3 separate regions of the Homo sapiens genome follow, and all the other regions are linked to region 3. Evidence: chromatin loops called from intact Hi-C (ENCODE). Cell type or tissue: PC-3. All regions are shown on one strand.

Region 1 (5,000 bases), 320 kb after region 3:
AATACACTATGGATAATAAATTGTCATAATATAACCAGCAGTGTTCAGAAAGCTTTAGCATAATGATCTGAGCAGAGGCCTTGAAACTGGAACATCCATATTCTCATTTTAACAGATTCCAAGTGTTTTTATGTTATTCACCAAGATGTAAAACCCCTTTGGTCTTCAGTATATATTAATAGATAGAAATGGAGAAGTAGAGGCATTTGTACGTCAATTACTTAAATTTGAACATAATCTTTGCATTAATTTTCAAGTTGTTACAATATCGTTTCCAGTACGGAACATTTCAGTAAGGACATTCAGAATTCACCAATCTGGGTAAATTAATGCTTATGGTGTATGTATGTTATAATGACATCACCCAAGTATGTACAATGATATTGCCACCCCTCCTCCTTGCCCATCTGGATATTAAAATGTAGGATGGCTCAAAAATCCTTCTTATCCTAGACAAATCTCCCTGCGCTCCTGGGTGAGAGTTGTCAGCTCTGGATAGTAGCCAAGACATGACTAGGAGGGAAGCCAGAAGAGAGGAAAGCCAGTGTCCAGGAGTTTTAAGAGTTTGCTGGCAATCTCAAATAGCATTGTATTAAGTTACATAAAGGGCTCTTAAAGTTTTCTGTTGCAACATAATTTAATTAATCATTTAAATTTAAAATATGTCAAATGGTGTTGCAAATAAGCAAAGCAAATCAGATTGTCCAGTCTTCTACCTTTGTATTTCAATTTTAATTTCAAAAAAAAACCTTCAGAGTATTTGTTTTGACTGTTCTCTGTTTGGTTTCATAGAGTGTTTCCTGTTTGCCATTATACAATGGTAATACATTTTTTATTAGGGTAAAACAAATCTGTTAAATGGATTTTAAATTAAGGAAGATTAATTTAATGCTCCCTTTCAGATCAAAGTTCTTAAAGTCAAAACTATGAATTTTGTTAAGAGATAAAAATTTAATCACTGCCATTTAAAGCTCCTACAATTTTCTAATAAAAATGGTTCAGATATCTACTTAGAGTTACCAAGTAACAATCAGAATACCTTAAACCCTCAATATTTCCTTATTTTCCCAAAACTAATTATCTCAACAGTATAAAAGATGCAATTTGTACGAACACAAAATATATTTCCAGAAAAAATTTTAGTAAGAGGATTAAGAAGTAATTAACCAATAACTTAATTATCAAGAAGCTTGAAAGGGGTAAATCAATCAACATAAAGCATTTATGCAACGCCTCAAGTAAGAGCAAGTTCCTGAGTTACTCTATACTATTTAAGAAAGATAGGAAAAATAATATGAAAGGAAGAGCTCTCATTTGAGTATGGCACAAATAACAGATTTGGGGCTATAATAGCCCGAAAGCACTATTAAGTTAATTTTGAAGACTTAGATAAATATTTAAGTTACTTTACGTTTGACCATAATACATGATGTAGTGGTTGTGTGTTGGGAGAGAGCGGGGAGGGGAGTACCCACAAGAAAAGCAAGTATGTCATAATCAACAGTTCAATTTATAACATTTTCTGAAAAATGATATGCAGAGAACATGAATATAGGAGAACTTAAGACCTTTCTTTGTTCTGTAATCCAAAAAATAAGCTTGGATCCAAGGATAAATATGGGGATATTTAATAAGACATTTATTTTTCCATGCTTATTAGGTTTTCCATTCTACAGTAATCAAGACTGTGAAATAATAAAAAGTTATTTATACTACATTTTTAACTTTTTACAAACTTGTCCCACTTCCTCCAGAGTTGTCACTTGCTTCTGTGGATTAGATTTTTATTTTATTAAAAAATATTTGATAGTGGGAAAATAATTCTGTTCATAATCATGAAATTTAGAATATTTGTAATAAACTGATGACGGTATTAGATTAAATCTTTCCAGATTTAACACGGAACTTCAAGTCATGGTTAATTTTAGAATACAGAGGAACTTCTGTAAATTAAAAAAATTCTAAATGTAACATTATCTGCCTAGCATCATATAGTAATATTCACATAGGAAAACTGTAAAACAAACATATTTTGGTTCTTTATCCTAAAGCTCAAAACGTATCCACAAAGGGGCTAATGGCAAATATTCCTAACCTTGATGGTGAAAAAAACTGCTAAGATATCAAATTTTACTAGGAATAGGCAATGGAGCCACAACTTTTTGTGTTTTCTACATGGTCAAATACTCAATATTCTAAATTTTGATATGAAAATATTGGTTCTTTATAATTGAGACTTTTTTTAAGAACACATTGTTTTACTTTCAGAAATATTGTTTATATTATATTTACACTGGCTTCAAATATTCAAATAAACATACTTTGCAGAACATTTATTTATATTAGTTTTGTTTCTTTTTCAGTAAGTTATTCTATAAAACATTACAAAAACTTACATATTCTGAAAAGTCAGAAATGGGATGAACAAAATACTGAAATGAATAGGCTGGACAGAATAATGGTATAATATTCAAAATTAATTGTAGGCATTTTTCTTAACTATACATCTAGTTTCATATTAAGAAATCTACCCACAGAAAAATTTGTCTTTCATGATTAAAAATGTTTTATGGGAAACTTCCTAAATCAGAAATCTTTTTTTAGTACTTTGATACTTGAAACCCTAAAATGCAATTCACAGATGTCCAAAAGCTCACGCCCTGCCTTGAAAAACAATTGCTAATATCCAAATATCAAACAGAGCATCCAGCTGATGTTTGTGATGCAGTAGCAGGTTAAAGATACTAAAGTTTAAAATCAGCTTAGAATAATCCCATATTGAGTATAAAATTATAGCCTGTCATCAGGAGCAGGTTGACAAGAGCCAGGTCCAGATGGGAGACTGGCTGGGAAAAAGGCTGAGGCAGGTGGGAAAATGATGGGAACCTGACGGAAGACAGAACTACTCCCTCTGCTGGCAAGGTCCTCACCTGCTTGAATTTTGAACAAATGACTAGCTTTTCTTTAATTATTTAAGATACTATCAATAAATTATGTAAGGTGCCCCCCTTTCAGTCTGCGCATTTTCAAACTCAGGGTGTCTTATTTTCACCAGATCAATTTGGCAAAAATATAAAGATCCAATGTTTCACCAGGAGGTCAAATTATTTATCTTGTAATTTAAGTGCATCATAAACATAAAATATAGCATTGCTTTTATAATATAAGGCCTTTAAAAATTAAGAATGCCTTTGAATTATGTTTGTTGATATATACACTTTCTTGAAGAAAAAAAATTCTTGGGCTACAGACTTCACAATCTCTTTCTCAGGCTCTGCATAATGCCCCGTAATGAAATAATATAGAAATGAACCATATAAATCAACTATACAGGGAACAAGGAAACAGCATGTCACAGCAAAACAGCATAGATGTACAGCGCCAAACCTATCTGATAATCTAATGATCTGAGTTTACAGATATTATGTACTAATATGTAAGAAATTAAGAACTAATGTTGACACAAAAAGTTTGCTAAATTTTACAGAAAAATTATTCAATATTTGATTTTCAATGTAAGTTAATAGCTGCAGCAAAAACATTTAGTAAAAATCTGTTCTAAGATTTTGGCCTACAACCAGAAGCTCCCAGAACAGGAGGGATCAGCTTTTTCACCCACTGTTCTCATCTGAATCCTGGCTTAAAAGCTATTCCAGCTCCCAGCTTTCCAGAAGGCTCCATCCCAGGAATCCTTGCCTGCCATTTGGTTTGCTGATTTTAATCTCTCAGGACTTTCTTACAGTGGCTCTACTATGCTGAACTGGCACTTGCTTCTAGAAGTGAGTTATTATTAAACCTGTAGGTCAATTGTGGCACTAACAACTCTTTGGAAGCTTTCAGCCACAGTGTACAATTTGCTAGTCTAATTAAATATTAATTCTAAGTGTTACATTTTGTGGCTAAGAGCTTTTATTTTCTATCATCAGCCTGGAAGAAAAAGAGGTTACAAGCCTAATTTAATCTCTCCCCTGTCCTTCCCAACATTAAAGATTAACTACATAGGGTGCGAAAACATTATTAAAGAAGCAAGAACTCTTCATATAGCAATAATAATGTAATTAATAGGAAAGGGATAAAACATAACACTAGGACATAATATCTGACGTGGTACTTAAACAGCTTTAAATTGTAATTGTTTACAAGCATGTTTGGTCTCAACATTAAAAAATAAGTATCATTCACATTTGATGACGGTAATCTTTCTTTAAGGGAAAGTACGTAACCAAGTATATAAATAGGAATAATTCAAAACTCATGTTTTCTCACAGGTATTTTTCAGATATCTTACAATGCCAAAGAAAAAAATTTAGTAATTTTATTTGTAAAATAAATGAAAAATTAAATAAAGTTGTACTTGTTTTCTATACACAAAAAGTGATATAGAAGATAGTTTATGATAAAAATAATGTAAAAGATCATTTCCCCTCTTTTTCTCCTACCATATTCATGTAGCTTGAACACACAGGGCTCCCCACACCCCCTTCTGCTCCCAGAACAGTTGTGTCCATCCTTGGACACTGGGCATTATAAAGATGATGCAGTCCAGCAGCCAAAGATTCCATATGTCCAAACAGATGACTCAATCTCCATACCGTGATGAGACATTTCACTATTTATATCATTGATACATTTGAAAAGTTTGGCCCTAAATAGCCCTTTAGCTAATAACTACTACCATTATAGGAACTACAGAATGAATAACAGTATGAACAAGAACATCACAAAGTTATTTTAGAGAAAGGAAAAATATTTTAAACCAAATTTTTTTTATGGTTTACTGAATATGTTTTGGTTAGATTAAGTGTAATGAAAGGTTTCTGAATCGTACTTCTCTTTTAAAGATGAAAATGACAATTTAAAATATATCCTTACTGACGATTTAAAATATATCCTGTTCTTATTCAATATGCATATTTACACAAAGACAAAGTTATACATATACTACTATGCTTAATATAGACAGAACTTTATAGATAATTTAGAGTTTGTGTAAAAAGTTT
Region 2 (5,000 bases), 560 kb after region 3:
AGGACCTAGAACCAGAAATACCATTTGACCCAGCAATCCCATTACTGGGTATATACCCAATGGATTATAAATCATTCTGCTATAAAGACACATGCACACATATGTTTATGCAGCACATTTACAATAGCAAAGACTTGAACCAACCCAGATGCCTATCAGTGATAGATTGGATAAAGAAAATGTGGCATATATACACCATGGAATACTACACAGCCATAAAAAAGAGTGAGATCATGTCCTTTGCAGGGACATGGATGAAGCTGGAAGTCATCATTCTCAGCCAACTAACATAGGAACAGAAAACCAAACACCACATGTTCTCACTCATAAGTGGGAGCTGAACAATGAGAACACATGGACACAGGGAGGGGAACAACACACACCAGGGCCTGTTGAGAGGTGGAGGACAGGGGGAGGGAGAGCATCTGGACAAATACCTAATGTATGAGGGGCTTAAAACCTAGATGATGAGTTGATAGGTGCAGCAAACCACCATGGCACATGTATACCTATGTAACAAACCTGCACATTCTGCATATGTATCCTGGAGCTTGAAGTAAAAAAAAAAAAAAAAAAAAAAGAAAAAACAGTTAAAAAAAAAAAAAAGAGGCTGGGCATGGTGGCTCACGCCTGTAACCCCAGCACTTTGGGAGGCCGAGGCGGGCAGATCACGAGGTCAGGGGTTCGAGGCCAGCCTGGCCAATATGTTGGAATCCCGTCTCTACTAAAAATACAAAAATTAGCTGGGCGTGATGGCGTGCGCCTGTACTCCCAGCTACTCAGGAAGCTGAGGCAGAAGAATCGCTTGAACCCAGGAGGCAGGGTTGCAGTGAGCTGAGATCGTGCCACTGTACTCCAGCCTGGGTGACGGAGCGAGACTCCGTCTCAAAAAAAAAAAAAAAAAAGAGAATTAAGAGATAGATCTGCAGAAACAGAATTCACAAAAATAAAGAAATGTAAAAGGTTAAGATACGTGGTTGAATTACTGAATCCATGGCAATTTATGGCAAAACCTTTTTTAAAACCTCTATAATATACCTTAAACTGTGAGATTTACTAACTCTAAAATATAATGTTATACCAATTCCTTTTGTTAGTAACATGCCTTTTTTCTCTTTTGAATATATGCAAGTGTAGCATAACCCCTGTCCTGTATGACTGCACATAAGATATAAAAACAATTTTAAATCTTGTGCAGTGGGTTACATAATATCCAATATAAATATAAACCCAGACACCTCCACTCCCCCAAAGCAAATCAAATAAGTCTTTGATGATATATTCAACACAAGCTACAGAGAGAATTCTGATATCAACCCTTTACCTCCAATTTCCCCAGATGACGATTAGCAGTAGGGAGGGTACTTGCTGACTTCACCTACTCTCTGGGTTCAGGGAAAAGATGTTTTTTTATACAATTAAGGACTCAAGAAACTGATGTCAAACTAAAGTCATCCCTGCTAAATAAGAGTGGCGATGTACACATACAGATCCTATAGAGGGGCTCTCCTACAACAACTCAGAGCTCTTGCTCTGGCCACCAAGGCCATCAGGTACTAATTAAGTAGTGTGTTCTGTCAACGCTTTCATGCTTTTCTTATATTAATTGATCTTGATCATTCTGCCATATTAATGATACTAGTTCAGTGGCTTTGAATTCCCTTGGGTGCTTTACCCCTGAGATGGGAAAAAAACAGTAAACAAGATATGAGAAAGAAAATGTCACAGATTATCTTTATCTACCTCTTATTTGAATCAATGCTAAAACTGTTTCCTATAAAAGTTATCTATTTCTTTTATTTGCAGAAATGTTCCTGTGGACCTAAAATGTACAAATATTCTTTAAATAAAACTTCAACTGATTTAACTTTATAAGCTACAGGAAACAACAAGTGAAATGAAATATACTAACATATATAGGTATACAGGTATGTAACATTCTCATATATAGGTGTTCAAAATTAATGATGGGATTACATGCATAAGGCTGGAGAGGTGGTAACAATCCTTAATTCTAAATACCTAATGATGAGAGAAAGTCAACTAAATGAAGCTCAATAAACAAGATAGGTGACCTTAATACTGACAGGGAAAAAAAAAAGAGTAAAAGAAGAAAAATAAAGCATTTAATAACTGTAGTTAAAGTCAATGAACTTAATACACTATTTTTGAAATAAAGGCCTAAGTAGGCTTCTTAGGATACCAAGAAATACATATTGGGCCAGGCGTGGTGGCTCACGCCTATAATCCTAGCACTTTGGGAGGCCGAGGCAGGAGGATCATGAGGTCAAGAGTTCGAGACCAGCCTGGCCAACATGATGAAATCCCATCTCTACTGAGAATACAAAAATTAGCTGGGCATGGTGGCACGCTCCTGTAATCTCAACTACTCGGGAGGCTGAGGCAGGAGAATCACTTGAACCCAGGAGGCAGAGGTTGCAGTGAGCTGAGATCGCACCAGCCTGGGCAACAGAGCAAGACTCCATCTCGGGGGAAAATAAAAAAAAAAAAGAAACACATATCCTCTGAGATAATTTTTGATTTTCATTATTGCAAATCACTGTTATTTTGAAGCAGCTGTTAAACAGTTGGTGAGGAAATGCTGTTAAGACCGTGCAGTTGTAATTCTCTAATGAATCTGAATATAGTTTAGACAGGCAAGAGATGCACATTGACTGACTTTGGCTGTGTTTTGTTGTTGTTTTGCTTTATTTTCTATGAGATGCTCACTTGCTTAAAACATGATCATGTTACAAAAAGTTAGGTATCAGAGTACTGCAATTGTGTCCTTTACACTTTGACACTGCATTAAGATTATGAAAGCTGAAAAAAAAAAAAAAAATCACAAAGGTAAAGTCAAGTACAACACACTACTGCCACCTATTGCTTAGTAAAATATTGCCTAAAGAAGCAGTCAACGATTCATTGATCTTTTATGCAAGTTAACAAATGAAACATGGTTTTTAAAATGTTTTTAAACTCTTTTAAGGTTTTGTGCTTCAGAGAAAATATAACCCACGTGTAAAACTGGCATCGTAAAAATGTTTATCCATCAAAAAAAATTATTTACTACCTTACAACAAGCCAGACATTGTGCCAGCCAATGAAGATACCATGATGAATAAACAGGGATCCCTATCCTTGAGGGACTCACAGTCTAGTGGTAAAGAGTAGGCATGCCAACAATTTATTATAATGCATTGGGAAGGATAGATGCATGAATAAGATGACAGCATGAGAAAGTTTTCACTTGGATAAGTTGGGGAAGGTTTTATAATAAAGGTGATATATGACTAGGTTTTGAAGGATGCATAGAGTTGGCTATGGAGAAACTGTGTAGGATTGGGAAGGAAAGGTATTCCAGGGAGAGGGAAGTAGCAAATACAAGGCAAGAAAGTACTAAAATGGGTATTAGAGTTACGAAAAGCAGAACTGTAAGTCAGACCAAGAATGAGTGAAAGAATGGTTGGATAGGGAAAAGGGAGATGAAGTTGAAAAGCTAGACTGGGGTCAAATCATAGAGAGTTTTTTAGTATGCCAAGAAATGTGGATTTGTTCCTAATTAAAACTCCACATTATTTTCATGATAGGGACATAATCATGTTTTTGTTTCAAAGACAAAAACATTCTAAACTGATAGTAGGATGGAATGGGTAAGAGGATAGATAGGGAGATTGGCAATAAAAAAACTACTGTGCTACTGTAGCCCTCCTGAGGAACTATGCTAAACTAAGGCTGCTGAAGATCAAAGGCGGGAGTCAGACAAGGGGAAACATAGGAAGCAGGGGACATAAATTTGGAAGTCACTCATGCAGCAGATAAAGCTAAAGGAATACACAGAGAGCAGTCTGTCTTAACCTTTTTGAGTTATGAACTCCTCTAAGAATCTTATAAAAATTTGCATATAATTGAGGGGCTAACCGACCTCCAAAGTCCCCTGAGCCTCAGATGAAGAATCCTTGATTTCCTTGTAAGTGAAGAGGGTCAAATAAAACTCAGAAGCACAGTGACATTTATATCACATAGAGGAATAGATCCTGGAAAAGAAAATAGAGCAGTGGTCAGACAAGCAAGAAGATAATCAGGAAAGACATGCTCCTGCCCAGAGAGGAAGAAATTTCAAAATTCAAGACTTACAACAGTATCAGATGTCACAGTAAATCCACTACATTTGGCAAAAAAGGAACACTGGCCACTTCGGTAGTCACCGTTTAGAAGACTGTCAGTGGTGAAATGGAGTGGGCTGAGAAGCCAATGGATAGTAGACAATTAATGTTTGGCAAGAAGAAAGGAGTGACAGTTCAAAGAACCAAGGTCAATGAAGAATTTTTTGAAGAGCTTTTACTGGATGAGTGGAAAAAGCTAATGGAAAGGGGAAATTAAAGATACAAGAGATAACTGGAGCAACACTGATTTTTAAAATACTAAAAACTGAGTTTTGATTCTGGTTCTGTTATTACAAATCTTGTGATCCCAGAAAAGTTATTCAACTGTATAAAATTTCCTTGTTTGAAAAATGAAAAGAATATTTGCCAAACTATAAGCTACTCATGAGAGTAAGGACCTTTGTCCACATTCACCACTAAATCCATAGCACCTAGCACAGTGCCTGACACGTTACAAGACCCTTAATATTTAGTCAATGAATAAAAAATATGTCCATATACTTCACAGTGTTTTGTAAAAATCAAATAACACATTATGAGTCAATATATTTTGAACAAAATTTAAATTTTTTAAAAATTGGGGTATACAGTCAGAATGACTATCATTTAAAGGTAAAAAAATAATGGATGCTTATACACTGCTAGTGGGAATGCAAATAAGTTCAGCTACTGTGGAAAGCAGTTTGGTGGTTCCTCAAACAACTTAAAACAGAACTACCATTCGACCAGCAATCCCATTATTGGGTATAAAACCAATGGACTATAAATCCTTACACCACAAAGACACATAGGACATGGATGTGTATGTTCATTACAGCACTACTCACAATAGTA
Region 3 (5,000 bases):
AGCAGCCACCTGAAGCAAATGCAGATTTCACGCAGCCTGGAGAAAAGTATGGCACCCATTTGCGTTTGAGGACTTGTGATCTACAACAGTTATGAAGTCATTCACAAATAATTTGTTACTGATAATGATTAAATCTATGTGTGAATGAGTTTTAGCAATTTTTGAGCAGATTCAAGAGTATCCCTATCACAGTGTTATTTTCCAAATTGCTTCCCTGAGTGAAAAAGACGGGGTTATAGCTGGGGCTGAAAATCATACAGAAATCATGAACGCATTTTTTTCTTTTGGATTGAGCATTTATTTTGTGCTCAAGACTGTCCTCAGTGCTTTATCTACATAATCACAGTTACCCACCCACCCCCCAAAACCTGGAAGGTAGGTACTATTCATATCACTCATTTACTTGCCCAAGATAATGCAAAGCTAGTGATCGAGCTAGGATTCGAACCTGTCATCAATGAGGAGAGTGGGTTGGGCAACCTCATGCCACTGGATAGGTGTGTTGTCATAGGTAGAGAAGGTTGAGAACCCTAACCTAGCACAGGAAGCCACACCGCTGCATATATCAGGGCCGCCTGCCCTAGCCGGGCCATACAACACGTCTGCCACTCCACTATCATCAAGCTGTGGCACTCTTTTCCCAATTTACAAAAACAAAACTTTTTAAATAATAATAATTTCAATGGAAAAGCATTTCTCAAGTTAGCTTCTTCTCTGACACATTTCTCTTAAACTTTTGTTACTTGGTTACCATTGTTTGAGTGTCTACGTGCCAAGCACTAGAGGGAGTAAAACATATTATTTGTCATTAAGTCCTCACCCCAGTATTTTCCGTCCCTTTGACAGATGAGGAAATGGAGTTTCAGAGACGTGAAGTAACTACTGCAGAGTTAAATAGCCAATAAATAGCAGGAGACTCCAGGGCTCCACAGTCAGATGTAGCCCTAAATTATCTATTTAATCCTTTAAACTTAAAACGTTAATGCTTCATGGTTTTCTGCAAAAATCCCAGTGACTTCCAAGTGCTGGACCTGAAGATTCCCGGTCTGGCATTTGCTCTTTCGATCATGTGCTGTCCTCATATGCAGTTTATTTATTAGGCCTGAGACATTGCGACTTAGCTCCAAGTTCCCTTGAGGCTATTTTCTTGAGACTTTGGAGGTTTCAAGCAAATCAGGGATTGGCTAACAAAACATTCTAAAACAGGTGAGTCATGGTTAAGTCTTACCCATAAGAGGAAGCCAAGTGTAAAGTCTGAGGGGATTCAAAGGACTCTCCCTTTCTCTCCTTCCTCACCCTGAAACCTGGCTGTGCTCCCTAGACACGTTCATAGTGGCAAAGTCATGGCTGTTTCAGCATATTAATAGGACGACTCTGGGAGCGATAAAGGCCATAGAATGGAGCCACTGAGAGAAGCTTTTGTGTCTCCAAGACTCCAACCCCTTTGATGAAACAGATGTTTGGGCCAGGCCCTCCTTTACAAGGAGAGTTAAACCTCAGTAAACAGCAGGAAAACCTCCTTGGTGGCAATGAACAGCCCACACGCTGGTCTTCCCTAGCAGCAGATGGGCTGGGGAAGGGGTGGCCTCCTGTCATCAAGCCCTGTGCCACCCGCTCAGAGACTGCAGAGCTGGTGTCTGTGACACGTGGTCGGTCACCTTGGAGGCTTTGATTTACGGTTGACTTTGGGAAAGACCAGCCTCTGACCTTGGCAGCCTGTTGCCTCACCATCTTTTCTCTAGGTTGGGAGAACTTTCCATCAAGATGGATGCACATCCCAAGTCTGGCCCCATGAAGGAGCTTCCCAGAGACCTTCTGGCTCAAATGTAGCAGGAAGGCTTGAAATGAAACCCTTTCCTCATCTGCCAGTGTCCCTGGAGCAATCTACAGACAAATGTAGGAAAATCCAGGACTAATATTGCCTCATGAGTTGAAGCTCAACATTTGAGAGTGCTGTATGTATCATCCACAGGCCCATGAAGCCTTCCTGGGTTTACTCTGAAGCATCAACTGCCCCAACTGCACAGCCAGGCTGCTCGAAAACAAAAACAAAAAAAATACATGGGAGTTACCCAAGGATGATTTTTCTCAAAATCTGCCAAGTAGTTCATTCAGTTTAGGGTGTGCGTTTGGGTAGGGTCAATTATTTCAGCAAAACTGTGGATTTAGCATTATCTTCCTTGAACCAGAAACATCTGCATAGGATGTATAAGCCAACAGGCAGTTAGAAATGGCCGAACAGGTGGGTGTAAAGAAGAAAAAAAAAATGTGTGAGCTATATTTAATTGAATACCAAAAATAGCTAATACATACTGAGCACTTACCATGGGCCACAAACTGTGCTAAGCACGTCATATGTATCCCACTCAATTCTTGCAGTGATCCTCTGAGGTTGATACTCTTATTATCCTTATTCTGTAGGAGATGAAACAGACACAGAGAGGTTAAGTAAGTTGGCCAAGGTTGCACAGCTATTAAGTGCCAAGCTGAGATTTGAACCCAGGCAACCAGGCTCCAAAGTCCATATGCTAACTACTATGATCGTCTTTAAAATCTGCCTAAAAGTAGATGGACGAGAGAGTTGCCCCTTTAAGACAAGTTAATCCTCGGTGTTCAAATTGGCTGTCTATGTGCATGTGTGTATGCGCAAGACACACGACTGCACACACTGTGAACTGAAACGTTTGGAGCTCCCAGAACCCCCCTGTTCCCATCTTATGAGTGCAGAGACACAGCTCTTCCCTCCCCAGGCATTTTGGCAGGCCAGAGGCCCGCTTAAGCCAGAGGCCTTGGCCGGCCAGGCTACCGGGAGGTGGCGCTGTGTCACTTTCCTACTCCGGAGCTTTTGTTTTCTGCGGGCTGCACGCTGGAGGTGGGGAGGCCAATTTGAGCAGAGCCTGTCGCCAATTTCCCTGATTTGAAATCTCACTCTCTTCTGTCACTTCCTTCAAATGAGCTGGGAGATGTTCAACAGATGACAGTCCTGAAAACGAGCCAAAACTGTTCTCTTAATCCCATCTCAAGATTTATTTGAAAAGGGTGTTTCCAAACAAGGAGCAGATTTCATGTGTCAGAATTACACTCACGCTGACCTCTTGGTTTTCAAAAGGAGAGAGGAAAAACACACCCAAACTCTCAACCACCTTGTAAAAACTCAGGTGATCATCGGGCCATGGGCTCAGGCCCTGTCCACAAGGAGGTACACAAATGCCCATTCCCCGGGAAATCCCAGGGTTAGCTGGAGGATCTACCTCTCTCCTGTGCACCACATCTCTCCAGGCCTCTGTGGACTTGCCGGTCCAAGGTGGCCCACCTCCTGCCGCCCTTCAAGAGGCTTCTCTCTAAGGAGCCGAATGCTCAAGGGTTCATGGCACTGCTGACATTTTGACATTTGCACATCAAATGAGCTGTACACTGACTTATCAAAGGAAGAATCACCCAACACGGTGATGCTTAGGCCTGCAAGGGAACCTCAAAGAACTTCGTCTGTCTCCCAGTTTTCTAGATGAGAAAATTGAAGCCCAGAGACAGGAAGTAAATCTCAACCTGGTAAATGGAAGAGCTGCAAGTGGCTCTCAGAATGCCCTGGCCGGGACAGCTGCCACCGCCTTAGGATAGAGTTTTAACCCTGAGGCACAGGAGGAGGAATGGAGCTTTGGAGTCAGACAGGCCTGGTTTGAATCCCAGTGCTTTAAGTATATTTGCATGACCCTGGGAAAATCACTAAATATTTCTGAGCCTCAGTTTCATCTGGAAAATGGGACAATATACAATCTGATCATGGGATTGTGATGAAGAGTAAATAAAATAACATACACGTAGGTTTCCAACATATGTTGCTTCATCCTTGTTTATTTTTTTGTTTTTTTGTTTTGCTTTGTTTTGTTTTGGTGTTATTTTAACCCCAATCGGAGAAGCTGGTTTCAGATTGGGGCTGACCCAATGGTAGGCACGCAGGCACCTTAAGAATCTAACTGTGCTTTGTAACTATCCTGTCCTCAGACCATCAAGCTACCTTGATCTTGGCTTGCAAATGTGGAGGACTGTCTTTTCTGTCTTTTGGGATCTGGAAACAAAGTTAGCCTTAGGCACAAGGTTTTAGGAGATTTGGGAAGGCTTACCATTCCTAAACCTTTCTCTTATCTTTCTAACGCCCATCCCTTGGCAAACATGTGTGTCCTCAATGCATTGAGTAAATGCTGTAATCTGGGCACATATCTTTCTTTTTTCAACAATCAAATACCCCCATGAGTGTGATGGTGATACCAACACCTTAGCATGAATTTTTTCAATTAGATTGCTTTCTTGCTAATGTCTGCATTAAGGAGATAGAAATTTTTATGAGGATGAGAGAATGGCTAAAAAATAAGGGATGTAATTTTTAAGCTGAGCTAAGGGGGTACCCCAAGAAGAAGCTTGAGCAGCAAGATGTAGCAGGCGAACAGTGTGGATAGAGAAAGAACACTGCAGGGAAATTCAGGGATCCAGAAATAATGGCAGGAGGGCTTCAGAGTTAACCTCATCAACCTGGAAAGTTTAGTGCAGCTGGTGTCTATGTGGGTGAGGTGACTCAGGACTACTGAAATGCCTCAGTCCACCCCTGTCCCCACATACATAGCATGTGTAAGGGCCTGTAGAAACGCCCTGAGCTTGGGCCTGACTCACAGACCTTCCTACGAAGCCATGAATTTAAACTCTTCCTGACTCAGATAAGGCATGTTTCTGATGGCTGACTTGGAGGAAGACTTTCATTCAAGCCTCAGTTATTTCACTCTATGCCAGGATAGGGAGGTGACTGAGACCCTCAAGAGAATCCCAGGCCATGAGATTATCCCAGATCTCAAGAGGATCCCAAGCCAATAGGTTCCGGTTTCCATGAGAGTACAGTGACATGTGTAGGTGACCTCTCCTCCATAAGAGAGGAGTACATGTCACGGTACTCTCATGGAAACATCTTCCCATAGCCTGAGAGGCCCTGCCTGACCCAGGCTCACCACCCA

The links. Hi-C counts contacts between places; a loop is a spot of excess contacts. Peaks named below come from ENCODE experiments on the same cell type or tissue, not always from the same donor. Only the 100,000 strongest peaks of a DNase experiment are listed, where the experiment ranks them.
Region 1: a loop joins it to region 3, with 7 times the contacts of the local background. A loop is called at or near these places in 27 of 110 quality-filtered maps.
Region 2: a loop joins it to region 3, with 5 times the contacts of the local background. A loop is called at or near these places in 34 of 110 quality-filtered maps.

What each region holds. Positions count from the first base shown.
Region 1 is chr11:31,639,578-31,644,577 of GRCh38, reverse strand. The region is part of intron 7 of ELP4 (elongator acetyltransferase complex subunit 4); the gene reads right to left. Among named protein-coding and RNA genes, the nearest start is that of ELP4-AS1, 130 kb to the left of the region's middle. RefSeq lists a silencer at 423-717. In PC-3, a CTCF peak has its summit at 2,913 (motif pointing left); a DNase peak (open chromatin) is centred at 507.
Region 2 is chr11:31,395,320-31,400,319 of GRCh38, reverse strand. All of the region lies in intron 2 of DNAJC24 (DnaJ heat shock protein family (Hsp40) member C24), which reads right to left. Among named protein-coding and RNA genes, the nearest start is that of DNAJC24, 28 kb to the right of the region's middle. In PC-3, a CTCF peak has its summit at 2,886 (motif pointing left); no DNase peak of the experiment used is centred here.
Region 3 is chr11:31,956,130-31,961,129 of GRCh38, reverse strand. No RefSeq gene overlaps it. Among named protein-coding and RNA genes, the nearest start is that of LINC03031, 83 kb to the left of the region's middle. In PC-3, CTCF peaks have their summits at 2,589 and 2,809 (motif pointing right); a DNase peak (open chromatin) is centred at 1,179; H3K27ac peaks cover 1,121 bases.